Linked DNA regions of Mus musculus: all the other regions are linked to region 2. A link is a loop called in an ENCODE intact Hi-C map of the cell type or tissue named here. Cell type or tissue: left cerebral cortex. All regions are shown on one strand.

The links. A loop is a pair of places that touch in the nucleus more often than their neighbours do. Peaks named below come from ENCODE experiments on the same cell type or tissue, not always from the same donor. Only the 100,000 strongest peaks of a DNase experiment are listed, where the experiment ranks them.
Region 1: it touches region 2 in a loop (11-fold over the local background); 23 of 42 quality-filtered maps call a loop at or near these places.
Region 3: it touches region 2 in a loop (9-fold over the local background); 23 of 42 quality-filtered maps call a loop at or near these places.
Region 4: it touches region 2 in a loop (3-fold over the local background); 4 of 42 quality-filtered maps call a loop at or near these places.
Region 5: a loop joins it to region 2, with 3 times the contacts of the local background. A loop is called at or near these places in 3 of 42 quality-filtered maps.
Region 6: a loop joins it to region 2, with 2.8 times the contacts of the local background. A loop is called at or near these places in 4 of 42 quality-filtered maps.
Region 7: it touches region 2 in a loop (4-fold over the local background); 23 of 42 quality-filtered maps call a loop at or near these places.

The regions. Positions count from the first base shown.
Region 1 is chr15:91,299,330-91,303,329 of GRCm38, reverse strand. All of the region lies in intron 7 of Slc2a13 (solute carrier family 2 (facilitated glucose transporter), member 13), which reads left to right. Among named protein-coding and RNA genes, the nearest start is that of CN725425, 100 kb to the right of the region's middle. In left cerebral cortex, a CTCF peak has its summit at 1,801 (motif pointing left); a DNase peak (open chromatin) is centred at 1,798.
Region 2 is chr15:91,572,773-91,576,772 of GRCm38, reverse strand. It overlaps Slc2a13 (solute carrier family 2 (facilitated glucose transporter), member 13), which reads left to right and starts at 3,512. Exons shown (of 10, transcript NM_001033633.3): 1 at 3,512-4,000. The coding sequence starts at 3,676. In left cerebral cortex, a CTCF peak has its summit at 2,079 (motif pointing right); DNase peaks (open chromatin) are centred at 2,086 and 3,499; H3K4me3 peaks cover 874 bases; H3K27ac peaks cover 435 bases.
Region 3 is chr15:91,475,675-91,479,674 of GRCm38, reverse strand. The region is part of intron 3 of Slc2a13 (solute carrier family 2 (facilitated glucose transporter), member 13); the gene reads left to right. Among named protein-coding and RNA genes, the nearest start is that of Slc2a13, 96 kb to the left of the region's middle. In left cerebral cortex, a CTCF peak has its summit at 1,699 (motif pointing left); a DNase peak (open chromatin) is centred at 1,697.
Region 4 is chr15:91,190,540-91,194,539 of GRCm38, reverse strand. Abcd2 (ATP-binding cassette, sub-family D (ALD), member 2) reads left to right here and starts at 2,533. Exons shown (of 10, transcript NM_011994.3): 1 at 2,533-3,870. The coding sequence starts at 2,932. In left cerebral cortex, a CTCF peak has its summit at 2,125; DNase peaks (open chromatin) are centred at 2,705, 2,945 and 3,664; H3K4me3 peaks cover 2,008 bases; H3K27ac peaks cover 1,849 bases.
Region 5 is chr15:91,375,579-91,379,578 of GRCm38, reverse strand. The region is part of intron 4 of Slc2a13 (solute carrier family 2 (facilitated glucose transporter), member 13); the gene reads left to right. Among named protein-coding and RNA genes, the nearest start is that of CN725425, 180 kb to the right of the region's middle. In left cerebral cortex, no CTCF peak of the experiment used is centred here; a DNase peak (open chromatin) is centred at 2,251; H3K4me3 peaks cover 527 bases.
Region 6 is chr15:91,169,944-91,173,943 of GRCm38, reverse strand. All of the region lies in intron 6 of Abcd2 (ATP-binding cassette, sub-family D (ALD), member 2), which reads left to right. Among named protein-coding and RNA genes, the nearest start is that of Abcd2, 20 kb to the left of the region's middle. In left cerebral cortex, no CTCF peak of the experiment used is centred here; a DNase peak (open chromatin) is centred at 2,356.
Region 7 is chr15:91,317,163-91,321,162 of GRCm38, reverse strand. All of the region lies in intron 7 of Slc2a13 (solute carrier family 2 (facilitated glucose transporter), member 13), which reads left to right. Among named protein-coding and RNA genes, the nearest start is that of CN725425, 120 kb to the right of the region's middle. In left cerebral cortex, a CTCF peak has its summit at 1,599 (motif pointing left); DNase peaks (open chromatin) are centred at 1,613 and 3,943; H3K27ac peaks cover 672 bases.

The DNA.
Region 1 (4,000 bases), 270 kb after region 2:
ATCTGGGTAAAAATGCCTACACATGGTGGGCATCCTGAGCCTATTAGATCTGGACTCACACAGACTGGGTCAGAGGGGTTGTTTTCTCTGTTAGATATGGAACGATGGAGGTGCGGTGGAAATAGAAGAAGGCAGGCAGGCATCTCCAGAAGCAGAATTATTCTTAAATCAGGCTACCATCCTTCCATGGAAGTGAGACCTTGTGCATACGGTGTGACGGTTTTGGGGTCTTACAGGATGGGTAAGGGGGAATGCTGGGGATGACAGTCCATCCGCAGGTCCCTTCCTCTGTGTCGGGAAGTGGTAGAGCCCTGCAGATTTGCCATATGGATCTTACCAGAAGCTTCCGTAGGCATTGTCAGTCAAGTACACCTGAAGCCTGTAAGTCATTAACTTTCATACGGGGTCAAACCTCAGTCCACCCTTGAGCCTTGTAGGTCATGAAGCCTTTACTCTGCGGTCTGTGGAATCCTTATATAGATCAGCCTTTAATGGGTCTGTTGCTGCTACCATCAAGTTTCTAGCTTCCATTAAGTTAACTATCACACTCATCAACTAATAAGCAAAAGAGCACCTCAACATAATTATATTAGGAACAGAGATGGGAGGCAGGTAAAAATCAAGACCTGAGTTAACTCTCTGGAACCCATGTTGAAGAAGAAGGAGGAGGAGGAAGAGGAAGAAGAAGAAGAGGAAGAAGAGGAAGAAGAAGAGGAAGGAGGAGAAGAAGAAGGAGGAGGAGGAGGAGGAGAGGAAGAAGAGGAAGAAGAGGAAGAAGAGGAAGAGGAAGAAGAAGAAGAAGAAGAAGAAGAAGAAGAAGAAGAAGAAGAAGAAGAAGAAGAAGAAGTAGTAGTAGTCAGCTACATACAGTGAACACATTTGTAATTCTAGCACTCCTAAAACAAGATGGGAGGCAGAGACAGAGATCCTGGCAAGCTTGAGCTGGCACAAAGTTACGTGGCACATCGGAAACAAGGGGGAAACAACCTTGCCTCAACAGGTTGGAAGGGAGAAATCTCTCACTACGTCCTCTCTGACTTCCCCACGTGTGCCATCCTACCCACACTCCCACACAAGTACTCCCAGTCGTCATAAATCAAATAAGAATAACATTTGTAAAATTATAGACTGAGAATGTAAGACGATGTGGTCCGTAAATGTTCTTCCAAGTACTAAGATGGAATTATGACTGTTATTTAATTTAATTAGGACACGTGTTGTCCAAGTGTGTGAAGTCTCTCCTGGGGAACTTGTGTCTCCTCTAAGGTCAGGGCTTTATTTCTTTGTGGAATTTCCTGGAAACATTCTAATTCTTTGGGGTCTGTTGTTTTCAATATCTAGTTCTTTTAGGGTCCCTATCTCACAACTGATTGTGGGGTAATTTGGTTCTTGGAAGGGGAAATTTCTAACAGATATTCAAAGAAGTTAACACACTTTCCTTTCTTTTAAGATCCAGCTGATGAGTGTGAATAGAATATTCTCTTTGTGCTGTGGTTCTCAAAAGAGGAGGATAGAGTCATTTATATTTAACAGATTTTTCTTTTTTATTTCCCTCAATGCATTCATAGCTATTAGGATTGTGAAATTTGGAATTACCCAACCCACACTGGATTATTTTCCTACAGCAAAGTGATAATTCATGTCTAGTGTATTAGATATTTTAAAATAAGTTTGGGGCTGGAGAGATTGCTCAACTATTAAGAGCCATGACTGGTTTTAAAGAGCACCCGAATTCATTTCCACGTTGTAGCACATAACCTTCTGTAACTCCAGTTTCAGGGGATCTAGTGCCATCTTCTGGCCTGAGTGGGCATTGCATGTACGTGCTGCACAGATGTTCATACTGGCAAAGCATCCATGCATAGAAAGTAAAAACAAGTTATTCTTTCACCTCCCTGTATCTTTTCAGTTATGACTTCCAACTGCCCTGTTCTTTTCTTTCAAAAAACTAAGTCAGATTCATGTTGGCTATACCCAAATTATTATTCTTGCATTGCATAGTGATTATTTGTGTATTTCTTTGACCTCTAACTATGCCCAAACTGGAATGTCTCAAGACAAATTGGGATAACGTATTATGTCTGCCAGGTGTTATGCATAGCATATGGAAATCTCTTTGTCATGTGAATATTAATGAAAGAATTGTAATAGGGATACAAAATGTCCCAGCTCACCAATCAGTCCGACGTTTTGTTTTGTTTTCAACAAGGAACCTGTCAGATTTTTCCTCTATAAAAACTTGTCTCACAAGGTGAAGGTCAAATGTGTTTGAAGAGTGTGATGCGCAGATAGCTTGAGTTGACAATGCCTGGCTGCAGCCAGCGAGGCTCTCCACAGAGCTCTTTCTGTTGTTTTTCTCCCTCGTATTAAATATATAAGACTCATTATGTTTCTCTCAAAAAGCTGGGCACCAGTGAGAGCTGAAGGCGTTGCCTGGAGTCTTTATGCTTTGTGTCTGAACGCCTCTGTCAACCAGACTCTGACTCCAGGCATTTATCCATTTTGCCTCCCTGGAGTGATCCAGGATGTTGTTTTGTGTGATGAGGAACCTCTAAAGGCCCTTGAGTGTTTTTGTTAGTTTGGTTGTCTGCCTGCCTTCCTTCCTTCCTTCCTTCCTTCCTTCCTTCCTTCCTTCCTTTCTTCCTTTCTTTCTCTCTTTCTCTTTCTTTCTTTCTCTCTTTCTTTCTTTCTTTCTTTCTTTCTTTCTTTCAGAACCAAATATCTTCACTTTATTTAGAAAACTATTATTATTATTATCATCAGTATTATTATTTTAGACAAAGTCTCAAACTGCAGCGATGTATTTGGTGTTGGCCTCTTGAGTGCTACGGTTACTTTATGAGCCACCACACCCAGTTCGGCACATCTTCTAAAAACAAGGAAATCGTGTTTGCCTGAGAGGGAGGGAGGCAGCGCTGACAGAAGCGGAGGATACAGTCCACTACCTCACACGGGTTCCTGTAGTAAAGTCTTGACTAAAGAGATACCACATTTTAGGTTGACTTAACTCTTCTTGTCAGGATTTAAGTTTTGATCGTGTGGCTTTGTGTGTACAGTTCCCAAGATGCCCTCAACCGTTGCATCCCCTGGGACTGTTGCATTCATTGAAAGCCAAACCCAGACCATCGAGAAGAGCAACAAACATCCTTAAAAGCTGAGCATCTATACGGCACCTAAGTTAATTATCACAGGAAAATCAGTACAAAACTGTTCTTGAACAATTGCCAATTTTTGAAGATGTGACTGTGGAATGCCTAAGATTTGGAAATGTGATCTCGACTCAGAAAGCTCAATTTTCCATCTGTGCTGAGTCTAAATACATGAAACAACCCGGGCAGAGGGTACCGGAGGTGTGGGGTAGATTCTTTAAGCATGCTCTTCAGTATAAAAGGGAAATCCCAATTTTAAAAAACATCTTCATAGTATAGAAGTTTCAAGTCACTGTTTTAAAATTCAAGTCCAATGGAAGTTTTATTGGGGTCTGCAGAGCATAGAGGTGGAGTTTTAAAACCCCCCTGATGTGCCTTCATTTCCCCCACAATAAAAACGGACGGTTATGAAGAAATGGAACTTGAGTCCTGATGCAAACAGAAGGAAAACTCTTTTTGAAAGCAACCAGAAAAATCTGGACACTGAGCATCAGAAGTCGTCTGATGTTCTTCCAAAGTCCTGCCCTGCTTTGACCGCCAGACGCAGTGTTCTTACTCATAGGATTCCAGGCCAAGGCATTCCCTCACATCGTTTCAGAAGAAGCGCTACCCTGGCTTTCTTTCCCAAAGAATCATGCAGGAGAGAGAAGTGATCAGGGGCTGCAGAGGAACCAAAAGCAGCTGTTTAGCGCCGTCACTGTCATGGCGTGTCTTGCAACTGAGTCTAGGTTACCAACTTCTCTGCTTTTGAATATATTGGAAGATACTTGCAATAGAACATTTACAGCATGTCAAAATAACTGCAGGCCTGTATCGATGACAGAAAAAATGTTTAAGAAGCCATCTAAAAA
Region 2 (4,000 bases):
CGTGAGCTGAGACCTTACATCATGATCCACAGGCAGCAGACAGACAGACAGACAGACGACAGACAGACTGAGCCTGGCTTGGGCTTTTGAAACCTCAAAGCCTGTCTCTAGTGACATGTTTCTTTCAATGAGGCTACACCTCCTACTCTTTCCAAAGACCGTTCCAACAGCTGGGGAACCAAGCGCGCAAATACCTTAGCCTAACAGGGCTGCTTTCCTCCAATTCACTCTACCTCCCGGCTGGGATTTTGCCTGTCTCGATCTTACAGAGGTCTTATGCAGTCACAGCCACTGAGAGTTCTTTCATACTGTAGCCTCCTCCCATCCAGCAAATAATGTTTGGCTGCAGATGCACACTACTTCTGCCTCTCAAAATCCAATCCTTCCCAAAGAGTTCCACTAACCGGGGACGAAATATTGAAAAAATGAGCCTCTCAGGGTGATTCCAGTCATCCCAGTGAGGTCCTGAGTTTTGAGGCTCATACATCTATACTTATTAGAGACATTTTGGAGACAAAACCCAATAAATTCTTTATTTGCACCCATTTGATTGGGGTTTTTTATTTCTTGCAACCCTCAATAAGGAAAACCAAACACAACAACTCCTATTTCCCTATGTGCATATGGACAAATATATGTGAACACTTAACGGCACATACAACTCTTAAAATATATGTTTCAAACTAGAAATGACTCTGAGAAGAATGCCCTGCGTCTTTTTTTTTCCTACCATGACAAAACACCATGACAAAGGCAACTGATAAAAGACAGAGTTTAAGCTCACAGTTCCAGAGGGTGAGGTCATGGCTACCATGATACAGTGCATGGCAGCAGTCAGGCAGGTCTGGCTGGAGCAGTAGGTAGCAAAATGTCTACTTCTGATTCATAGGCAAGAGACATATATATATATATATATATATATATATATATATATATAGAGAGAGAGAGAGAGAGAGAGAGAGAGAGAGAGCCAAGCTCATTCTCAGTAACACACCTCCTCCAACAAGGCCACATGACCTAATTCTCCCCAAACAGCTCCACCAATGGAGGACAGAGTATTTAAGCATATGAAGCCTATAGGACCATTCTCACTCAAACCACCACACCTTGAAAGGACTCTTATTTTTTTTTTAATTTATTTATTTTGAGAACATTATCTTTATTGCCATACTGTTTTTCAACAAGGATACCTTAATTGTGTAGTTAAACATCCAAGAAGCACAATATTGTGCTCCCTGATCAAAAGGACCTCATTTTCTTTGTGTGGTATTAGAAACTGGATTTGGAGCCTGATGGATGCTAGGCAACCATTCTCTAGTTACATCTTCATCCCAACAACAAGCATATTGCCACTGAATCAGTCACCATTGTCTCAGCCTGGCGTTCGGAATGTGTAGCAGCGCACCCCAAACTCTCTTTTCCTCTTCTACGATGGGGTCCTAGTGTTCTGGGACTGCGTAAATAAATGTCCTTAAACATTGGGATTCAGGACTTGCTTAGCAAATCGATAGCGATGCCTACACTTTATCTCGATTAGCAATGAACTATAATTTAAAAGTGATTTTTCGAACTCTAGTCAATGAGCACTTGCTGAGGCTTTGTAAGTAAGACAAAGTGGTTCATATAGTAATCTGGCGATTTCAAACATTTTGTGAAACGCTGTTGGAGGTGTACTCTGCTTTGTCTCAGCCCTCGGACTTTCAATTTCGCCATGAAGTTAAATGAGAAGAAGCTACAAGGAACTCCATGTTAGTAGAATGTTGTGGTGTGCCTAACTGAACTTGGCTCCTCCCAAGAACCCGGAAGAGCGGTTGTGTTACCAAGGTCACATTTCCTTAGCGGTTATGTTACCAATGTCACATTTCCTTCCGAGGTCATCTTAAACTCATGGATATAAATTACGAGGTGTAGACGATTTTAAGGAGTAGTTGGTTCCGTGTTCTGGAACCCCAAAGTTGAATTTGGAGCTCCTAGTGAGTAGAAGTCACGGTGTTCAATAGGTCAGCTGGATTTGAAGTTCAGCTTGTTTCAACTCAACAAGAGTTCTCTGCAGAATCTACGTGAACAAGCTGACCACCAGGGGGTGCAGTTTTGCTGCTATGGGCTTGGGAAAGACTCAAGCCTGAATCTTCTGAAGTCTAAGTTATTGTTTCATTATTTGAGAGATAAGTCTGTGTTTAATTTCTCCTTGGGAAGACGGCAAAACCTTGCTTTAAAGTTACACGATACATTTAAAGTTATTCCTCTGAGATAACCGCCCCCCCCCCACATTTGGAGAAATGTGGTTGGAAAGTGAGATATTTTGGTGACTAAAAATCAAGGTGAAAGGGACGTTGGGAAAGTCTAATAACTTCATAGTGTAATAGGATGACAGAAACAATTTCTCTGAAGGAAACAAGCTTAAACTGCATGAATAGGGTTCGTGCTAAGAAACATTTGTTCAAATAAGGGAAGTAAATGAAGACAGGAATTGTTCACGGAAACCATGGGTTTTAAATTTCTTTTTCATTTAAATCTGGTGTCCTACGCCTGAAGAATGAGACTGCAGCAGAAAGACACTTGATTAGTCTCTATCTCCGGAAATGAAACAACATAAAATAATTTACAGAATATTTAAATCAACGGGAGGTTTCCAAACCAGCCAACAACTGGCAATTAGCAATTAAAACAACCATCCTCAAACCATTTGAAATTACTTTGTTTCAGGCAAATGGGGCATCTAAAATCGCTTCTTCAAATCAATGGGGCAGCAGCAGGAATTGTCAGGGAGAAGGTATCTTTTTAGGCTCGCATGCTGGGCAAGAAAGGTGGTAATTGCCAATCACACAACAGATCACATTCTTGAGTTTCCTTGTTCCACTTGGAATCAGCTAGTTATGTGAGAAGGTGATGTATATACGCACAGCTAAAGTTGCTTTACCTCTGGGAATCCACAGGAAGCCTTCTCGTGAGAGAAGAGTTGCTGTCTGTCTGTCTGTCTGTCTCTTGTCTCTCTGTCTGTCTGTCTCTGTCTCTGTCTCTGTCTCTCTTTCTCCCCTCAGAAAGTCAAGATGCAAATGCATTTTAGAAGGGCGGAATTTAAAGACGGAGTAGCAGGGAGAAAGGAAACTAGAGACACCAGTGACCATGGTCCCAAATTGCTCCAAAACAAACTAATTGCATGAGAGCCAAGGGACACGGACACTCACTGCAAAAGGACAGAAGTAGGTGAGTGTCAGGCAGTCTCAGCCACCTCGGATTGCAAGCAGGAGGGCAGAAGGAGTCTTTCACCTGATCCTTAGCCTGCTGTGAGCTTGAGTGCTCTGGATAGCAAGCAGCTCATCTGCAGCCAGAAGGCAAGCTTCCCTGTGTCCTGGTACCCTGACTCCAAAGAGCTCTTGTCTCCAGGGGACCTCCGCTTAACCCCGCCCACAGAGGGAGGTGGCAGCGTCCAGGGGGAGGAGTTCTTCTCTGTCTCCGCCCACCAGGGGGAGGTGGGTCCCATTCGCCCCTCCCCTCCAAGCGGGCAAGTGACGCACGACCCCGCCCCCGGCCGCTCCGTAGCGCCAGCTTAGCAGAGGCTGCGAGGCGGGTGGCTCGGGTGGCAGAAGAGCAGCGGCTCAGCAGCTGGCAGAGAGTGCGCGGCGCCCCACACGCAACTTCCCCGCAGCCGCCTCGGCGGCGTCCGCCTGTCCCATGTCCCGCAAGGCGAGCGAGGACGTGGAGTACACGCTGCGCAGCCTGAGCAGCCTGATGGGCGAGAGGCGCCGCCGGCAGCCGGAGCCGGGGGCGCCAGGCGGGGAGCGCAGCCTCCTGGCCGCCGAGTCGGCCGCCAGCCTGCAGGGCGCGGAGCTGGAGCGCGCGGCGCGCAGGCAGTTCCAGCGCGACGAGACCCCGGCCTTCGTGTACGCGGCCGCCGCCTTCTCGGCGCTCGGCGGCTTCCTGTTCGGCTACGACACCGGCGTGGTGTCGGGGGCCATGCTGCTGCTGCGGCGCCAGATGCGCCTGGGCGCGATGTGGC
Region 3 (4,000 bases), 97 kb after region 2:
GTTGCAGCCTGAGGTGCTTAACTGTGCTGCAAAGTAGATAAATTTAATACAAGTTTTACGTGACACTGAAAACTTCATAAATTAAGACCCCAAAATGGCGAATCATATTTATGGGCAGATATCTATTACGAAGATGTTATGATAAGTTGTTATAAGCTACAGCAACGCTACTATGGCTGTTCAGGTTCCCTGACACCTTCCGGTGTGACGTCTGCCCTGTGAATCTTTAGGGGAGAAAGTAGAGAACGGTTTTCTTAGGTTTTGTGGTCTGTTCCGGGGACAATAGAAGAAGAAAATCTCAGAGAGCTCCCTGCAACGGCCCTTGTCTCCAACACCGTTTCGTCATGCTTTCGATTGGCTGCGATGGGTGAATGGAAGGCTACTCTATAATTAGAGCATGCATACCACCCTAGGAAAGGCATTGATTAGCCTGATGCCACGTAACCCCAGGAGCAGGTTTAGCATCAACATGAAGCAACAGCATGGTCACATCAGCTAGTACACAGAGTCCAAGGCACGCAAGATAGCCCCACGTCTGCTGATCACCACCGACAACGTGAAACTCTCTCGAGCTCCTTAAGGAGAATGTGTGCCAGTGCTCCTTATTTTATGTCAGGCATGCACTCCGCTGCCATCTACCTCAGACCTCCTCTCTCTTCCTCCCCTCCTTCCTTCTTTGAGATTAAAAAATAATAATGTTTATTACTTTATTTGTCTGTCCTACCTACAATATGTTCTCTATGCAGGCAGACAGTTACCATATCTGTAGAATATAAGGTATATGTAGACTTGCTGTGTGTTATAGCTGCAGGGTAAGGCTTGGTTCCCAGTTTCTCTGAACCCTATGTGGCAGAGTGTGAGAGACATCAGGCTGGCGGTTTTATACCCATGGTGCTTATGGTTTATCTCCATTCCTTGGTGACCTGCACCAGTGTGAAATGGGCGGTGGTTTTGATTTTGGCGTGCACGATGACGTAGGTAGGAAAACATCTGTATTACTGAAACTCATGAATGAAAACTCGTTTCAGCACAGTCATCTTTCCCTCCTTTACTGTGTCTACAATGTCTTTTCATCTTTTAACTGAGATTAAATTTTTTTTTTCCTCTGCTGGAATTGAACCCAGGGCCTCACATCCATTGCTAAGTCCAGGCTCTATGCTGAGCTATGATTCCCTGTATTGAAACTCCTAAGAAACAGCAAACTAGGCCAAGGTTATGGAAGCGGGGCATGTTTTACCTCAACATTTTCTATTTCAGAATTGACTTTTTATGCTAACTGGTTTTTCTTTTTGTTTTGATTTGCCATTACTATTATCTGTTTATTAAATTACAGACTTACTTGGTCTTGGAAATTGGAAGCTCTCTGAATGCTTCACAGATACATAATGTCAATGGTCTTATGCTGTTGCTTTTCTCAGCTTGTTTCATAAATGGCAGTGAACACAGCATTTGTTAAAAAGTCCATTATGAACAGGAGGCCTGTGTTTTAATTTGGCCTTTGGACCCGATAACTTCGTTCCCAGTCTGGGATGTTAGCAGATGACTTTTGTGAATTTCATAGAAAGCAATAAAGATTCATGATAGACCTAAAGAAATCCCACGAGCCTGAACTCATAGAAGAATCCCCAAAGTTTACTAACAACCAAAAGTTCCTGGTAGCCATACTCAAGTGGATCTTAACTAGGAGCAACGTTGCCCCCTAGTGGACACTTAGCAATGTTTGGAGCCCTTTTTTGGCTGTCCCTTGTCAGGAAAGGGCATTGTTGTAATCTTCTGGGTAAGGTTGCAAATGTGCCAAACAGCCCACAACTAAGAACTTCCCTCCGCAGAATGCCAATGATGGCACAGCCAGTAACTGCCTCCCTCACTCTCTGCTTCCTACCTGTAGATGCGGTGTGACCAAGTGGTCTCCCATTCCCAACACAAATGAAAGTTTCACTGCCATGGAAGACTGCATTATCCCCTCTCTTTTAGGGTAAAAACAGAATAAACCTTCGTGTGCATGTGTGTGCAGTGTGGTGTGTGTGTGTGTGTGTGTGTGTGTGGGTGTGTGTGTGTGTGTAAACAAAACAAAGAAGTAGAAAAAGTACAAATTGGATATCCAAAATAATTCGAAGTCTAAAATGCTTCAAAATGCAAGCTTGCATTGTTTATATTTTATTGGGTTACATAAGGCAATTTTCACGAAAGTTCAAGACTATACTAAATGGGTTCCCTCCCATTTCTCGACCTTCCCCTTTCCATTCATTTCCTTTGTTTCCTTGGTCAGTTTTGTCTCTACTGTCAATGCCATCTATATAGCTGTGGTTTTGTGAGTTTAGAGTAAACACAAGAACCCACAAATGAGAGAAGATATCCAGTATTTGTCAGTGTGAGGCTAACTCAACTTTACTTGATGTAATTTTCTCTGGTTGCCCTTGTTTTCCTTCAAACAGTGTAAAATTATATTCCTTGATGGCTGAAAAAAAATTCGTTATGTGTATAGACTACCTTTTCTCTATCCCGGCCTCTGTGCTTAGATATCAAGGTTGGTTCCTTTTGTGCCTTGGGTCACTTATATATACTAACATATCATTTGCAAATAATGATATTTTTACTTTTTCCTTTCCAATTTGTATCCCATTGATCTTTTGTTGTCAAATTGCTCTGGCTAAAACTTCAAGTACTATATTGAATAGACAGGGAGAAAGTGGGCAGCCTTGTCTAGTCCCTGATTTTAGTGGGATTGCTTCAAATTTCTCTCCATTTAGTTTGATGTTGGCTACTGGTTTGCTATATATTGCTTTTATTATGTTTAGGTATGGGCCTTGAATTCCTGATCTTTCCAAGACTTTTATCATGAATGGGTGTTGGATTTTGTCAAATGTTTTTTCTGCATCTAACGAGATGATCATGTAGTTTTTGTCTTTGAGTTTGTTTATATAGTTGATTACATTGATGGATTTCTGTTTATTAAACCATCCCTGCATCCCTGGGATGAAGTCTACTTGATCATGATGGATGATCATTTTGATATGTTCTTGGATTCGGTTTGTGAGAATTTAATTGAGTATTGTGCCCCCTAGAGCTTGTGTCTCTAGCAGAGGATGGCCTAGTTGGCCATCAATAGGGGGAGAGGCCCTTGGTCTTGTGAAGATTATATGTTCCAGTACAGGGGTACGCCAGGGCCAGGAAGTGGGAGTGGGTGGGTTGGGGAGCAGGGCAGGGGGGTGTAATAGGGGGCTTTCAGAGACAAAACTAGGAAAGGGGATAGTGTTTGAAATGTACATGTAGAAAATATCTAATAAAAATTAACATTAAAAAAAGAATACGGTCCCTCTGCAAAAGCAGTGCTCGTATCTGCTGAGCCATCTCTCTCTCCATCCCTGAACCCCATAATGGCTGGACTAATTGGCATGCCCAGCAGCACCATACAAGGGTTCTCTCTGTTCATGTTCTTGCCAGCATTTGTCGTTCATCTCTTAATGACTGTCGTTTTGGGTGGGGTCAAAATGCAATTTTTTTGATCATCAAAAAACTTTTGATGATTATTTTCTCAAAGGGTGCTGAGGTCGAAGGGTTTTTCAGGTGTTGATTGGACATTTGTGCTGTATCCTTTGAGAGCTCATCTGTACATCCTGTGTGTTTTCAAATGTACTCTGTCCGATTGTTCCCGCCTGTTGACTAGTGTTGGTTCAGCCATAGATGCCAATTGGCTTCATCCTTACTTTGAATGTATCCCATCAGACCTCAGGTGTTACCAGTGTACTGGTCCCAAATGTCCTACCTTAAAACAGCCTTAGAAGTATAGAAAAATAACAAACCTAGAATAGCACAAAGAATTCCCATTAGTCCCTTATCCATCTTCCTTTGTCACTACCAGCTTCCATTAACAAGGTAGGTTTGTTAGAGTTACTGAACTGAAACGGATGCATCGTTAACTCAACGGCATAGCTCTACTCGCCTTGCCTTGGCTTGTACCTAGTGATTCCTTCTGTCCCAAGATTCTATTGAAGATACC
Region 4 (4,000 bases), 380 kb after region 2:
TTCAAAAACCACATGAAGCTCAAGAAAAAGGAAGACCAAAGTATGGGTGCTTTGGTCCTGCTTAGAAGAGGTAACAAAAAACTCACAGGAGCAAATATGGAGACAAAGTGTGAAACAGAGACTGAACAAAAGGCCATCCAGAGATTGCCCCACCTGGGGACCCATCCCATATACAGTCACCAAACGCAGACACTATTGTGGATACCAACAAGTGCTTGCTGACAGGATCCTGATATAACTGTTTCCTGAGAGGCTCTGCCAGAGCCTGACATATACAAAGGTGGATGCTCACAGCCAACCATTAAACTGACCACTGGGTCCCCAATGGAGGAGTTAGAGAAAGGACTGAAGGAGATGAAGGGGTTTGCAACTCCATAGGAAGAACAACAAAATCAACCAGGGACTAAACCACCAATCAAGGAGTACACATGAGGGACCCATGGCTCCAGCCACATATGTAGCAGAGGACTGCCTTGGTGGGCATCAATGGGAGAAGAGGCCCTTGGTCCTGTGTTAGCTGGAGTTCCCAGTGTAGGGGAATTTGAGGCGGGAGTGGGTGGGTGGAGACACACCCTCATAGAAACAGTTAGAGAAGGGATGGGATAGGGAGATTCTGGGGGGAAATTGGGAAAGGGGATAACATTTGAAATGTAGATAAATAAAATATCCAATTAAAAAAAAGAGTTCCACTTCCATATTTCCATGTCTTCTGGTGTTGTGTTGGTCCTGGTCCTGTTTAAGCAGCTATGCAGTTAAAAGGATCCTAGGTGAAGCTCCCCTGCTATTTCTAGGAGACATACTTTCACAGCAGATTTTCTGGTCCTCTGGCTCTTCCAGTCTTCCCACCACTCTACCCTGATGTTTCCTGGACCCTAGATGCAAGAGATGCGCTGCTGTAGATGTATTAATTGGCAGCCCAGGGAGTCTTATCAGCATTGCTTGAGTGTGCTAATATGACCAAATACCAAAGATATGTGTCATTTGTATGTTGGTACATCTGTTAAGTTGGATGCAAATAAAAGACCTCTGGATAACAAACAATTCTTAGATTTAATATATGTATGCCAAAGAGCTCAAAAGAATACTGTTTTTTAAAAATCATTCTTGGTAAAGGCAATTCTTTGACTCATGTCTAATGAACAATAACGATCACAAGACATTGGGGCACATATTCTAGCAGGGAGGTTTGCAGACTTCTATATACAATGTTTTTTTTTAAACAACTGACTATTTTATTTAATGTCTACACCCACTTCCCAGAATAGCATCGTTTCCATTTTACAGATAGAAGGCAAAGCTGAAGCACAGAGAGGACTAGTAACGAACACACAAGTGACCCGTTGTGATGTGACAATCACCATGTAGCTATCTTTCACTTCTTTAAATCAGGACAGATGTGGGGGTGTCAAAGTGCACTCCTGCCCTGGAACTACTATGGAGGATCAAAAGGGAGAGTCTGTGCATAATAAGGCCCAAGTATAAAATGATGCTTAGCTTAAGGGTCAAATAACACTAGCAGGTTAAAATAAGCCGTTCTACCTAACTGTGCTGGGCTCTGGCTTAAATGCACACCTTCAGGATAAGCCAGTCGTTGGAAAGACAGAAGAGAGGAGCAGAGAAAGGCTCTATCATGCAAAATCACCTTTGCCTTGCCTTCAAAAAAAGACCTTCAATTTATTAAAAATTATACAAAGTTTTGCTTGACTATTGATCCTTATGCCTTCCACTGGGAATGTGAATAATTTTTAAACTTTCTTGATTGTTGTCAAACAGCAAAAATGTTCATAGGAAGAAGCCAGCAGATTATCTCTGAGCCTAAAGAAAAACATGAAGAAAAAAAAAAAAAGTCTTGAAGAAATGCTTCCTAAAAATTGTTTTCCATCATAGGATCCCAGTTCGATTTCCCAGCTGATAAAATTCTTAAATTACCTCCAAACAAAAACAAACAAACAAACAAACAAAACACAAGGGAGATTTTTAAGTCACTTCGTAAGCAAATATTAATGTGTCAGATAACATTGCTAAACATAATCGTGGAGCAGAAAGAACTTTATTATCAGGACAAGTTAGTACCAAGGGATCTTGGGGAAGAACTCTGGGTGTAGCTCTGAGTGACTGTTTTCTGTAATACCCAAGCTCGCCTCCAGCTTATTTACAATAGCAGCCAATCTAATAGTTTCTGTGAATATCTGGGGAGAGTCGAAACAAGGGCGAAGGGCGGGAGTGAGGGGGGGGGGGGACAACATCTTCTGAACAAAACATTCTCAAGGATACATGTTTGCTATTTTGTCTTATGCCTCTCGCTGTTATCACTCTCTTGTCTGACTCCTTTCCCTGGGCCGGTTCCGTTAATCCTCTTGAGGCTCCTCCCTCCTCTCGCTGTTTCTTTCTCTCTGGGCTCATTAAAGCTGCTGCAATCCTTCCTTCCCTCTGCCTTCCCCTTTGTAGAAATCTTAGAGACGGGATGTATATTCTGAAACTTCTGAGGGTTTCTAAGTGCCGCTGAGCATGCTCAGTAGCTCTAAGGGAAGGTTTGTTCTCCAGCAGCTGACCTCATTCGACCTCTCCAGAAATAGATATTTAACTCTCTGAACTCCTGTTTAAGTATAGGATTTGTTTTGGCTCTCTCTTCGTTTTTAAGGTTCAAAGGGAAGAGGCCAGGAGTCCAGGGTCTCACCGCCCACGCAGCCAATGAGACGCCTGTGGGTGGAGCCTGGCCAGCTCTGGCTGCTGAGGGACTCGCCCCCGGAGGATGCGGTGGAGTTTGTGCTTTGCTGCATCCGTCACTGAAGAACAAAATAAGAGTAAAGGAGACAAGCTGCAGAGCATGGGAGGCTGTGGGGTCTTCTGAAACCTTTGCTGGGCTTTCCGCGGAGCATGAGCTTTTAAAACGAATTCTTTTCAAAGAAACCCATTTGTGTAGCTGGAAAAATGATACACATGCTAAATGCAGCAGCCTATCGGGTGAAATGGACCAGATCCGGTGCTGCTAAAAGGGCTGCCTGCCTGGTGGCTGCGGCATATGCTCTGAAAACCCTCTATCCCATCATTGGCAAGCGTTTAAAGCAGCCTGGCCACAGGAAGGCAAAAGCAGAAGCTTACTCGCCTGCAGAGAACAGAGAAATACTGCATTGCACGGAGATCATCTGTAAAAAACCTGCGCCGGGACTAAATGCAGCTTTTTTCAAACAGCTACTAGAACTTCGGAAAATCCTCTTTCCAAAACTTGTGACCACTGAAACGGGGTGGCTCTGCCTCCACTCGGTGGCTCTAATCTCAAGAACATTTCTCTCTATTTATGTGGCTGGTCTGGATGGGAAAATCGTGAAAAGCATCGTGGAAAAGAAGCCTCGGACTTTCATCATCAAATTAATCAAGTGGCTTATGATTGCTATCCCTGCTACCTTTGTCAACAGTGCTATCAGGTACCTGGAATGCAAACTGGCATTGGCCTTTAGAACTCGCTTAGTAGACCATGCCTATGAGACCTATTTCGCAAATCAGACTTATTATAAGGTGATAAATATGGATGGGAGGCTGGCAAACCCTGACCAGTCTCTTACCGAAGACATTATGATGTTCTCGCAATCTGTGGCTCACCTGTATTCCAACCTTACCAAACCTATTTTAGATGTCATTCTAACCTCCTATACTCTCATCCGGACAGCTACATCCAGAGGAGCAAGCCCTATAGGGCCCACCCTGTTAGCAGGACTTGTCGTGTATGCCACTGCTAAAGTACTGAAAGCTTGCTCGCCCAAATTTGGTTCGCTGGTGGCTGAAGAAGCCCACAGGAAAGGCTACCTGCGGTATGTCCACTCCCGAATCATAGCCAATGTAGAAGAAATTGCCTTCTACAGAGGACATAAGGTAAGACAGGCATTAAAGCAACGGGTGAAATGTGAGACTGTTCAGGCAGCCACTGCACTGCCAGATACCATCTGTTGTCTTGTTGACAGACCCACTTTCTGAGCATTTTACAGTCCCCGTGCCCCCCGCT
Region 5 (4,000 bases), 200 kb after region 2:
GGCTCACCTGAGACAGCCTGTAACTTAAAGATCATCCATCACTTATTCTTCTGAAGTTGGCGTGGCTCTTGGTGTAAGATTTCTCTTTGCACCTACACTAGTGTGATACTTCTGGCTTAAAATTGTTTCTAGCTCTCAAGGGAGGATGTTTCAAGGATCCTCAGTGACAGTAGTCCTTCCTCCTTTGATGACAAAATTCAATTGGGCAGGAATAATGAGTGTTCTTTGTCTTTTGATTTAAGGTAAGTAGTCAAATCTTAATTTTTTTCTTCCATCAAAACTGGGCTGTGAATCAGAAGTTTGTTTGTTAGATGGAGTCGTTGAGCTTGTTATATCTTGTGCAATCCTCAAGTTGCGAAGTCTCCTTCCAGCGTCGGACTCCTGGAATTAGCTATTACACGGTTATTTTTAACTTAGCAATGGCCTCGGTTGTCACTTTGATGAAACAGCTTTGTTTTTATGGTTTTAAACTCTGGCACTGTTTGCCTAACACTCAAACATCCATCACTGTCTAATTTAAACCTCCCAGTGAAGCATGGCAGTAGGAAATTGCTGAGCTAAGTTTGCAAACTCTCCATACAAGTTTCTTTTTCAAAGGCATCTATCTATCTATCTATGCAGTTGACCTCTGACCTTGTGCTAGGGTGGGATTGACTCCTGAGGGTTGTGTCGGCCAATATATCCCTGTTCTGACTGCATGCACAATTGAAAAGGGCACTTGGCATTTCTTTGTTAGGCTTTTCCTGCCCTCGTTTAATGTGTGCATCAGTGAGTTGGCTGTTAATGTGAACTTGAGGTTCTGTCATAATGGAGAGCACTTTGTGACTTCAGCCCGATGCTCACACTTTCGACTGCCACTCCATACAGGTCTCTAGGAATATATTGAACAACCTTCAGATATCCAGTCTTATCTACTTTATTCTTTCATGATGTTTTAATTTTTTGAGTTATATTATAATTATATCATTTCCCCACTTCCTTTCCAAGCTCTGCCATGTACCTCTGCCTCATGCTCCCTCTCAAATTCAAGGTCACTTTTTCCTTAATTGATGTGTGTGTGTGTGTGTCTGTCTGTCTGTCTGTCTGTGTGCATGTGTGTGTCTTCACCTAAATAAATAGAGATAATCTACTTCGTCTGTATGTTGCTACTTATTGTATATTTTCAGGGCTGATTTTTTGGTGCTATGTAAACAATTGGTGTGCTTTTCCCTGGGGAAGTCTGATTTTCCTGATGTCAGCATTCCTCACCTGCCTGTAGTTCTTTGTCTAGAGGTGAGGCCTCCAGAACGTTCCCCTTCCATGTTAGCAAGTCTATTAGTGCTATCCTTGTTCAGGTCTTGTTTTGGCATTCATCTTGGTGAGACTTCATAGGTATAGCTTCCTGACATTTCTCTGATGTCTGTATTTCTGTTGTACATATATGCCCATGAATAATATATGTGTGTGTACAATATATAATCATTATATAATTTATATAATATTATATAAATATGATATATATCAAATATTTATGTGTGTATATACATATATATTTACATGTTTATGTATATGTCAAATAAAAGCAAAGAAATCCCCCTTGTAGTTAGTTATTCTTTGCTCTCCAGTTTTCACTGGATATAATTATCGCAAATCAGAAAACAAGTTGAAGTCAAGACTAAAAGCTGGAGAAACGGCTCACACGTTAAGTACACCGCCGTTATTGAAGAGTAGCCCCGTTTGGTTCTCATCACCCTCCAAAAGAGGCTCACAACTACTTATAACTCCAGTTTCAAGGCATCTAACTCCCTCGGACCTGCCAAAGCCCCTACACACATGCGATGCACATAAATTCACACAGACAGATGCATGCCCATATGTACATATAGTAAATAAGTAACCCACAATTACTGAGCCGAAATAGTGTTTGCATTTAATGACCAACAACAAAATAATTAAACTTGATAGTTCTTATAAATGGGGAGGGTATCGGAATAGCAGTGATGAGCCAAACGTCCCACAGTTAGATAAAGAGGCAGTAGCAGTTTCCGAAAAGGACAAAATGCCATTGTTATTTCGGTCTGAGTTCTTGCCAAGGCCGACATTTGCGTGTGTATCCTGCCATGTGCGGTGTTTCTGAGGAACCCATAACAAAGTATAGTGCGAGACTCGCAGCAGCTCTGTGAGATGACACTTCCAATTAAAATAGAAGTTGTTGGACATGTTTTTTTCTCCCCCCGTAGCCAGGCTCATTAAAGTCCACACGTTTTGTGTCCCCAGTTGTGGTGAATGTTTTTCTGTCACCATCCGTGAATCAGCCAGTCCTGCAGCTGTCAGATGTGTTCCGTGGCTTCCCAGGGTTGTTGATTTCCTCTGTTGTGACATATGGTGTGCAAGAGCACAGAAAAGAATAGCTACGTAATGGAAGGCAGGCACATTCATATTCACAAGCAATGTTCTCTCGGAAAAATTCAAACAGTCTCTTTTTGTGTATCAGAGCCTCACTTGGAACTCACAGGAGTCCGGATAGTGGTTATATAACCTTTGGTGGAGAAAGGACAGTAGCGGGGGTAATACTTGGTGGCGAAAAAAAACAATAGGTCCTTTTAAAAAAAAATCAGATGGAAAACTACTACTGTATCAGCTTCCTAAACTATATCAGTACATATAAGTAAAAAGAGTTAAACGGTGTTATCTGTAACAGGGTAACAGTGCCCCTACTACACAACAGGCTAACAAAAAAAAGCCCAGCTCTAGGAATAGGTTACTTCTCCTGAAACTGTTTACCAATGAAGTTCCATTGACCCACAAGCATTACAAGATATTTCTAATGCTCTTGGTTACCTTGTAGAACTTGACAGTAAGAATCTAATGCTAAAGACACCATAAACTCCATTCATGAGGTAATCAAGCTGATACCTAGAAGCTGCTGGCTACCTTCACAAGGCTTGAGGGTGCTAAGCACCATACTGGAGGAGGAGAAAAGTTAGCATTAGTCTCACCCAGCTGTGAATCCGGTAAGCTCCATTAATGGATGGCCCTGAAAGGCACACCCACTAGTACAATGTGGTCTGAGAGAAGGGGGAGGGGTAGTGGAAGATGTGGGGGAGGAGAGGATGAGGAGGGATAGTAGAGGAACTAAAACTCCCTCTTTTTAGCAAGGGAGCACTGTATTAAAGGGTCACAGCATTAGGAAGGTTGGGAGCCACTGTGTTAGAGAGATGAAGAAAGTTATCCCACAGTGCAGCTAAAGAGGAGGTTCAATTCCAGACCTGTTGGCCTAGATCCCTCTGAACTCACAGATAGGAAGTATATCATACTCACTACATTTCTGTCTTCAAAATCTTCCTACATGAATACCTGCCTGTAGTTTTAGAGTCAGTTTTGGGCTTTGATTTAATTTCTTGCACATGTTTATATCTAACATGCATGTCCAGCCTTCCTATGTCATGCTATTGTAACACTACATTGAACAGAACCATGTTTACATGTGCATATTGCATTGACATGTAATACAGTAGTCAAACCAAAGAGCTTCAAGTTCAAGGAATGTAAGAGGGAGTTATCTTTCTTACTATGTTGCTGAGAAATAAAAGGTGTATTCACTTATTAGGTGACTTTTGTTAGTGTGAGTATAAACCCCATCTTTTTGATATAATAAGCCCATCTCAGAAGGAAAAGCTTCTTTAAGATAGAACTTAGAAGCAAAGAGAAATGATTGGCAGCAGAATTCGAGAGGTTGGGAAACACCATGCATTTTGGCCCCACAGCCGTGTGTGCACAAGAAAGGGATTTTACAAAAGTCTTTCATCTCTCTGTGAAAGGGAGCATTAAATAGTTTCTTCCCTATTCTCTGTCATGCTCGAGATTTCCATGTGTGGAAAATATGTAAATATTAGTCATTCTATACCGAGTGTAATTTACCTTCACCCCCCTCAAGAGTTACTCACTATTTAATATCCTCAATTTCTTGAACAAATAATTATTGTTAGTTTTTAAATCTCATTTGGATAGCCCAAGTCTG
Region 6 (4,000 bases), 400 kb after region 2:
CAGGTTCAATAGACACTACATTATACATAGTCTCTCTAGGTCATCCTGTGTGTCACCCGGGGTTAAGCAGACAGTCACAGTGTTCGCTCTGGATCAGAGGACTGCTCTGAGGTGTGTAACGAGCATCTAGGATGGGACTGTAAGGCTGAAGCACCAGTACAGGTCACACTGAGGCTAGGCAACATCACACACTTTAGTCCCTCTATTTGTTGATACACGGTGCTACCATTCCTCAGTTGGCCTGAGTTTTAGACCATAGCAGCAATTTGACTCTGTGAATTTATTTTCTTTCAAATAAGACTCACAATGGAGGCAGCAGAACGCTGTCTGGTGTACAGAAGATTCAGAAACCTGTTAGCCAAAAGTGTTAAATACGAGCAATATTGTTGGCAGCTGTGTTTAACACAATTAGAATGCCATGGGATACCAGAAGCACTGTTTCTTTTCTGCCCTTTCAGAAGCCTTGGTTTTATCACCTCAGTTTAAGTTTTACAAATGAATATAGTACGTAGCATTATTTCTGTTTTGTACTTAAGCTATAACACATAGACCCGTGAGAAAAATGGTCTCTGAGAAACGTATTCTTGATGAAAATAAAGGTGTATAGAAAATGAAAAATTAATAGAAAAGCCTATATTTTACCCTTTAGATATTTCATATACTATATGAATGAAACAGTTCTTGAATATATATGTAGTGGCAGAAGTTTTCCAAGAAATGGATAGGTTTATGAAACTGACCTTTAACCTCAGAGTGAACTAACCATGATATTTTACAATACACAGAAATCATTAGGAAATTTTGTCTTATGAAATGTAGTTTTGCCTAGGCAAAAATGTCAACTCCAACCTAGTTAAGAAACAAATAATCAGGAGTAGTCTGTATTTTAGTTTTTAAATGAATTTGCTTAAGTCAGTTTACCTTAAGTATATGCATCTAGAGGTATGGGGAATTAAATTTATACTTACAATTTTATACATCCCATTACTTCCATTTTTGCTTAACATTTACTAAAACACAAACGTAAACTAAGAAAATCTAATTGGAGCATTTAGTTCTAGTATTCTGAATGCAAGTGGTTTTTTTTTTTTTCAAGAAAATTCTGAGATGATCGCATATGGTTTTATTACATAAAAGAAGATAACAGTATGACCTCTTTTTAAAATATGTAGGTAAATGATCCTAGATGATCACATAAATGACTCCTGTGATTAATTTTTTTTACTACTTTTTACTACTCTCTAGCAACAGAATGTAAGATCACTACTAGTTTAGCAGAAAAACCAACATAGAATTGAAGTCCAAGTATGAAATCTGTAAGTCATTAAACAGCCTTGAGACTTAATCACTATGATTGAAGTATTTCTCTGTAGAGGCTGGATCTCTTTATGCATTGATTAAATGCAAAATATATTCTTCCTTTCACTGGGGTGAAAACAGTAGGTTTTATGAGAGCGGGTTCCTTATGTTGTGTAGTAATCAAAATAACACTATTCAGGAAGGAGTCAGCACTTGGCGGTTACCAAACTTTCACACACAGAGACCCAAACAAAAGTGCTGGCCTCTGGCTCAAGTTGTAAATTGGGAAACATGAATTCCTGAGAAATTGTGAAATCTCCCCAGCACTTCCCCAGTTGGTGTCTTCTAATGCTTTAGCAATGTTAATAATAAGAACCAGATCTTTAGAAATCTGAGCCGTCGTACAAGAATACAGAGTTGTTCTGTATAAATTGAGTTCAAATCATTTCCCCTCGCCCCGTCTCTTCCGGGACAGGAGAAGCTGGAACATCTGTAGGATTGAAGACAGAACGTTTCCGCTCAAATGTACATTAGGCAGTATCCTTCTGTAGGATGGTGAGTGGGAGGATGTGGGGGCTTTGCTCAAATAGAACCTATTCTGGCATTTCCAAGAGTCTGAAGGTCCTGTGCAATGTCACTTGCACTGCTTAATCAGGTGGCTGATGCCCTTCACCCCCTGCTGGGTCAGTTCTGACTCACTAGAAGCATCTTCCACTTGGGTATGTCCTGAATCATCCTGTCAACTCTTGGTGTATTTTCTCTTCTTCCCAGGCCTCTGAGGATAAGCTTATGACCGTCTGTTCTTGCTTTCATTCCTCAACTAATCTATAGCCCATTACTCCCTCACGTATGCCTTGGTGAGTTTCTGTCTGCCTGCTGCTGCCACAGCCCCCAAAGCCAGAGTTATGTGTGTTTGTTGAGTTTCCTCACTAGTCAACTCTCACAACGCACTAGCAGTCCCTCAGGGTGGGAAACAGAAATGGGACTTTGGAGAACATATAGAAAATGTAAAGAGGAGGGAAGAAGGGCAGACTGGCAACCTTCCCTTCATGCTGCTTTAGCTAAGCAACCCTCAGAGGAACATCTGCGCTTCACACCCTTCTCAGCAACCTACCCTGCAGTCCTTCAAATGTCCCTTCTCTCACTATTCTTCCTTGGAAGAAACTTCTCTGGAGAAGAGTGTTAACCGATCCTCCTACTACTCAAAACCACATGTCCATATAGTACATCAAACGGTCTGAGAGAGATTCAGTCCTCCTATGATCATAAAACAAAATGTGTATGAATTCTACCCATCTGTTACCCTGAGTCTTGGGAAATAAAACCTAAGCAAAAATGAGAGAAAGAATGCACTTATAAGGATTGTGTTAATTGCCATAAACTTCCTAGGGTGGGTAGTGCTGGCGTTGAATCTGTGGCCTCAGGCTTGCTAAGCATTCACGCGCCCAATGAGCTTTACCCCAGAACTGAATGACTGGCTGACAGATTTCCATTCTATTGGCAAATCTGCCCATCATATTACACTATGAACCATCTGTCCGTTTTGTTACTAGTGCTGGGTATGCTGCCTAGTCCCCCTTTGTGATGGATTAATAACTGTCAATTAACAGCTCTTTTTTTTTTAAAGGAAATTTCTGAAGCAGTGAAGAGGGCTCAGTAGACTGAGGTTGATTTCCTTGCTTTATAAGTTTTAGATACAAAAAGTTGAATGACATAATTTTCGTAGTGGTAAATCCGTCTTTTTGTTCAGTAGCTGTTGTTTTGCTAAAAACCACAAGAGTATTAGGAATGGTGTTAGGCATTCAAAGCTCAAATCGTGAGCGTGCTGTGTATGAGAAAGCACAGTGACGTGACTGGTTCAACCTGTGCATATTTCTATGACTGACAGTGAGTGTTGATGATTTGCTCTGCCTTTGTTTTGGCCAGAGAGCCACAGGAGTGGAATACAACTCTTCAGTTGTACAGTTCCCATAGCTTAGAGTTAAAAGTGTTGTTGAATGTTTATCAGTGTTGTCCAGTTAAACTATATAATTTAAAATTCTCATCTTCTGTTTATTTAAATCATTCGTGTTACTTTAATTTATTTAGAGCTATTTGTGCTCAACTCGGGAAACATTTATCATTTGGGGTGATTGCTCCAGCAATGCTGAGCACAAAAGTAGGAATTGTTCTTTTCAGTGTTCTTCCCTTTTTTCTTCCTTTGATTCAAATACAGAATAATCAAAAACCACAGAAATCTAACAATGAATTATATATAAAAAAAAACATATAGTTCAATGTTAGCACAGAAAAACTGAGAACATAGTGCAGATTTTTTTAAGTAGCTAAAATGCTTGGAATAACTAATAACTATAAAACTTAGTCATTGGGGTGGGTTTCACCTTAAAATCTCATACTATGAGAGTTAATAGTTTTCTAAATAAGCATATATGTAAGATTTCACAGAAAAACAATTACAATCTGTTGCTAAAATTCCTTCCCAGGAAGAGTAAAATTTATTTCAGGGGTATGTATTTCAGATATTTCTACTAGAGCCCTGAAAATTGTATAGGAAATTAAACATTATGGTACTGTAATTATTTTGCTTCATTTGTCCACCAGAAAAAATTAGCTGTTTTTCAAATTTAATTATTTAATTATTAGTACAATGTAGCCTTATTCATAATTATATAATATATAAATTTATTTTATAAGCATATAA
Region 7 (4,000 bases), 260 kb after region 2:
CATTGTTAAATAAATTTAAAATCTAGATTCAATGTGTGAGAGAAGATGTGTTAATGGGGCTGTATTCCATGTGCTTCTAGAAGAGGCCTTGCAGCACGTACTGGGGGTCCAAAAATACTGCATGTTTCAAAGCCCAGAAGAAAGCTCTCCGGTTCCATGTGCATGGCAAATACTCAGCTGCCCTGAGCCTGGGCTTTGGATCTTTGGTTGAATCAGGTATTTTCCAGTATCACCAGGGCAGTTTCTCCCACTCTAGATTGCAATTTCCAAACTATAATTCTCTGAGCCCAAGTGAAAGACATCTATCTGTAAGGTGCAAATAAGTTCGCATCGCTTTAAATTATGTCATGGAACTATTTGTGCCCTGGCGATGTGGTGACTCAGAGTAATGATCCACAATCAGAAGGAAGGTTGCTACCCACCAGTGTGCAGCCTGTCTGAAAGCCATCAGCAGTTTTGTTTGGGACAAAACACATTGCTTTCTCATGAACACATGAAGAAGATACTTACATACAATAATTATTCCTCACACTTAGGAAGCAGTATGCCCAAAGTGCAACTGAGTCACAAAAACATTGGGGAGCTATCAACCACCCTTTCTAATCTAGTTGAGAAACTAAAAACAAAAGATCACATTAACAACAGATCATAGCGGCTGCAGAGATGGCTCAGTGGTTAAGCTCTGCTTTGGCAGGGAATCAAAGAGCGGGTCCAATCCTGGAAGCTCACAAATACCTATAACTCCAGCCCCAGGGATCTGACAACACCTCTGGCCTCTGCCTGCACACATGTGATACACAAACACACACACACACACACACACACACACACACACACACACACATTCGTGCATGTAAATAAAAACAATATGAGAAGACAAAACCTCAGAGGCTGACTACAGGAAGAGTGAAGGCTCCCATTTCACATGGCTTCTGTGATCCTACTTGAGAAACGAGAATATTAAAATAAATGATGCCCTGAAATCCTAGGATTCTGAAGGCGAAGGCAGAGGGTTTGCAAATTTAGGGCCACGCTGAGCTTCAAAGCCATTTCCTATCTCACATATTAAAAAGCGAGCAAATAGAGCCCAGCACAATAGTACTTGTGCAAGCTCCAGCTACTCTGGAGGCTGGGGAAGGAAGATCTCCCGAGGCTAGAAATTCAAGATCAACCCAGGACACTCAGCAATACCCACATGTGTCTCCAGAGCATGATTAGGTCAATGGTGGGTCCTAAATCAGAGACATCTGTAGGACCACATCAAAAATAATAATAGGAGGCCCAGTAAGGGTGCTTGCCTCTCAAGCTTGATGTCTTGGCTTTGATTCATGGTGCCCGTGTAAAGACAAATGGAGTAGCTGACTTCTGGAGGCATGCATCTCCACCCTACCCTGCAACACAGGCACAAATAACAATAATGATAATAGTGATAATAAATATAGAATTAGAACATTGAGTACGGGGCTGGAGAGATGGTTCTGCTGTTAAGGACATGCACTGCCCAGGCAGAGGACCTGAGCTCTCAGTTCCCAGCACCCATGTCTTAGATCCTCACTGCCTGTATGTAACTCCAGCTCCAGGGGATCTGAAGCCCTCTTCTGGCCTGCATGTGCACTGCATCCATCGGCTCAAACCTGCACTCAAATATACACATTCATATAAATAAAAATAAAATCCTGCCTAAGGAGTAAAAACCAAATCGTCAGAACCCAGAACACATGACCTCTCTGGGTTTGTGACAGTATCAGTGTGTGTACTTTTGCTGGATGACTGCCAAATCCTCCTGCCTTAGATTTCAAGGTGTTGGTGTCATAGGCACAAGCCACTCCATTCAGAGGATAACTCTTGATTTGTGTGGAGGATAGGCCTCACAGATGAACTATGATAATTGACAAAAGTGAGAAAACAAGTAAGTATGAACAATGAGTAAATAAAACCGAAATAACCAGCAGAGAGAGAGAGACCTTAACATAACAAGCTGCAGAGAAATAAAGTATATATTTTATACTATACTCAAAGTTGTATATTTAAGGTATATGTCATATATGTGTCTATATGTTGCACTGTCATAATCCAGCAAATTTTGCATATACAGAAAAACTTAAAATACTAGATAAATAAATAAATGTATAGTATAGAACCTTAATGTGTGCAATCTCTTGGAAAGATAAGCTACTAACTGAAGTAACTATGAAATCAAGCTCAGAAAGACAGGAGAAAGGAAATTTACAAAACTGTGGCTTTGAGAAATCTGAGGAAAATTAAACATCTATTCAAATCGATTCACAATAAATCAATTAGACAGTTTCTAAAGACAAATGTATTTAGACTGAAAATTTTAAAGACATGTTTTCTGAATCATTAGCAAACAACAACCACAAACATGTTGGAAACTTGAGTGGAAAAAAATTTAAGTGCTAAGTCAAGACAAAGCCAGCAGAAATCAGAGAGGGTGGGTGTCTTGCCAAGTTTAATACAAGAGTTAGTTAGCTTAACTGAGAAGTTCATTCATTTCGAGCCAACATAGAACACATGCAAAAATGTGTTACTTTAATAAAAAGAATAAAATAAACAGGTATATTAATATATACTCAAGTAAACTCTAAGTAAATCCAGAAACTAGCATGAAGATGTGTCTTCTGACCAAAGTACAATAAATTCACAAAAACACCAGGGAGCTGTTTATCACGGTTTCTAAATTTAGTTGCGGAACTAAAAACAAAAGTTCAAATTAAGAACAGACCATAGAAGCTGGAAAGACAGCTCAGGGGTTAAGAGCGCTTGCTGCTTCTGCAGGGGTTCAAAGTTCAGGTCCAATCTTGGGAGCTCACAAATGCCTATAACTTCAGCCCCAGAGATCTGACAGCCTCTTCTGGCCTCTATAGATACCTATACACATGATACACACACACGTGTGTACATGCCTGTAAATCTTTATTAAAAGAATGGAAGACAAGATGCTAAAGTTTAAAGCTATACACACTCACAAGAAGTAGAACCAGTATGAAGAAGAATCGATGGAAGGTCACTGACAGAAGCAGAAGGAGTAATGTCAGACACAGGAAGGCACGAAATTCAAGAGCTGTCAGTCCTTAGAAAGCTCTGTACACATAAAGAACACTCTAGGAGTACAATCCTGTCCAAGACAAGAGAAAAAGGCACAAGCAATATTTATAATGATAAGACATGCAACAGACAACAGGCATTTTGACGCTCAAGATTTGAGTGCATAATGCACTTGAAGCTCCCTAAATACGTTTTGTAGAAAAAGGAGTCTAGGACCAGCTCAGAACATCTTCAAGTGTCATTTCTATTAGGCAGGCAAGACCTCGGATTCAGAAGTATGTCCACTTCTTTCAGAACAGCTGCCGCTCAGCACTGGGAAGATACCTAGTTAGGGACATGATGGACGTCTTTAATTAGCACTAGGACATCTGGTCTTCTATAACCATCCCCTCCCATCTGTAAACTGAGAGTAGCCACCATATTGAGCAAGGTGTTTCTGTAGAGGGTATCTAAGGAGTGTAAGGGTCATAGTTGAGGACAGCTAATAATAATGTAGAAATGTCCCAAACAGGTGCGTGTGTGTGTCTGTGTTGTGTGTGTGTGTGCATGTGCATGCATGTGTGATATGTCAGGAGCATTATGTAGATTAGAATAAACATCATTATCTAACTGATAAATGCATAGAAAGGTTCTCATTTATTCCTGTGCGTCTCTACATCCTCCTCCATACCTCCCAATTCTCTATCTACACAGAACCATAAATAATCCATTCTGGAATTTCAATGCTAACTAAAAATACTATTGATGAGGGACACTTTCCTAGCACAGTGGTTCGGTATTTGTTTCCTGTAACACAGCGCTTTAGCTCTGTAATTAGCAACACCAGAATAGCTGGATAGAGTCCCTCTTTGGCAGTCCATTGTTTCACAGTGTTCGTTCAGCTGAGAGAGTTTTCTCACAGCCAAGCTTTGATATAGCATGCAGCCTGTTGGCT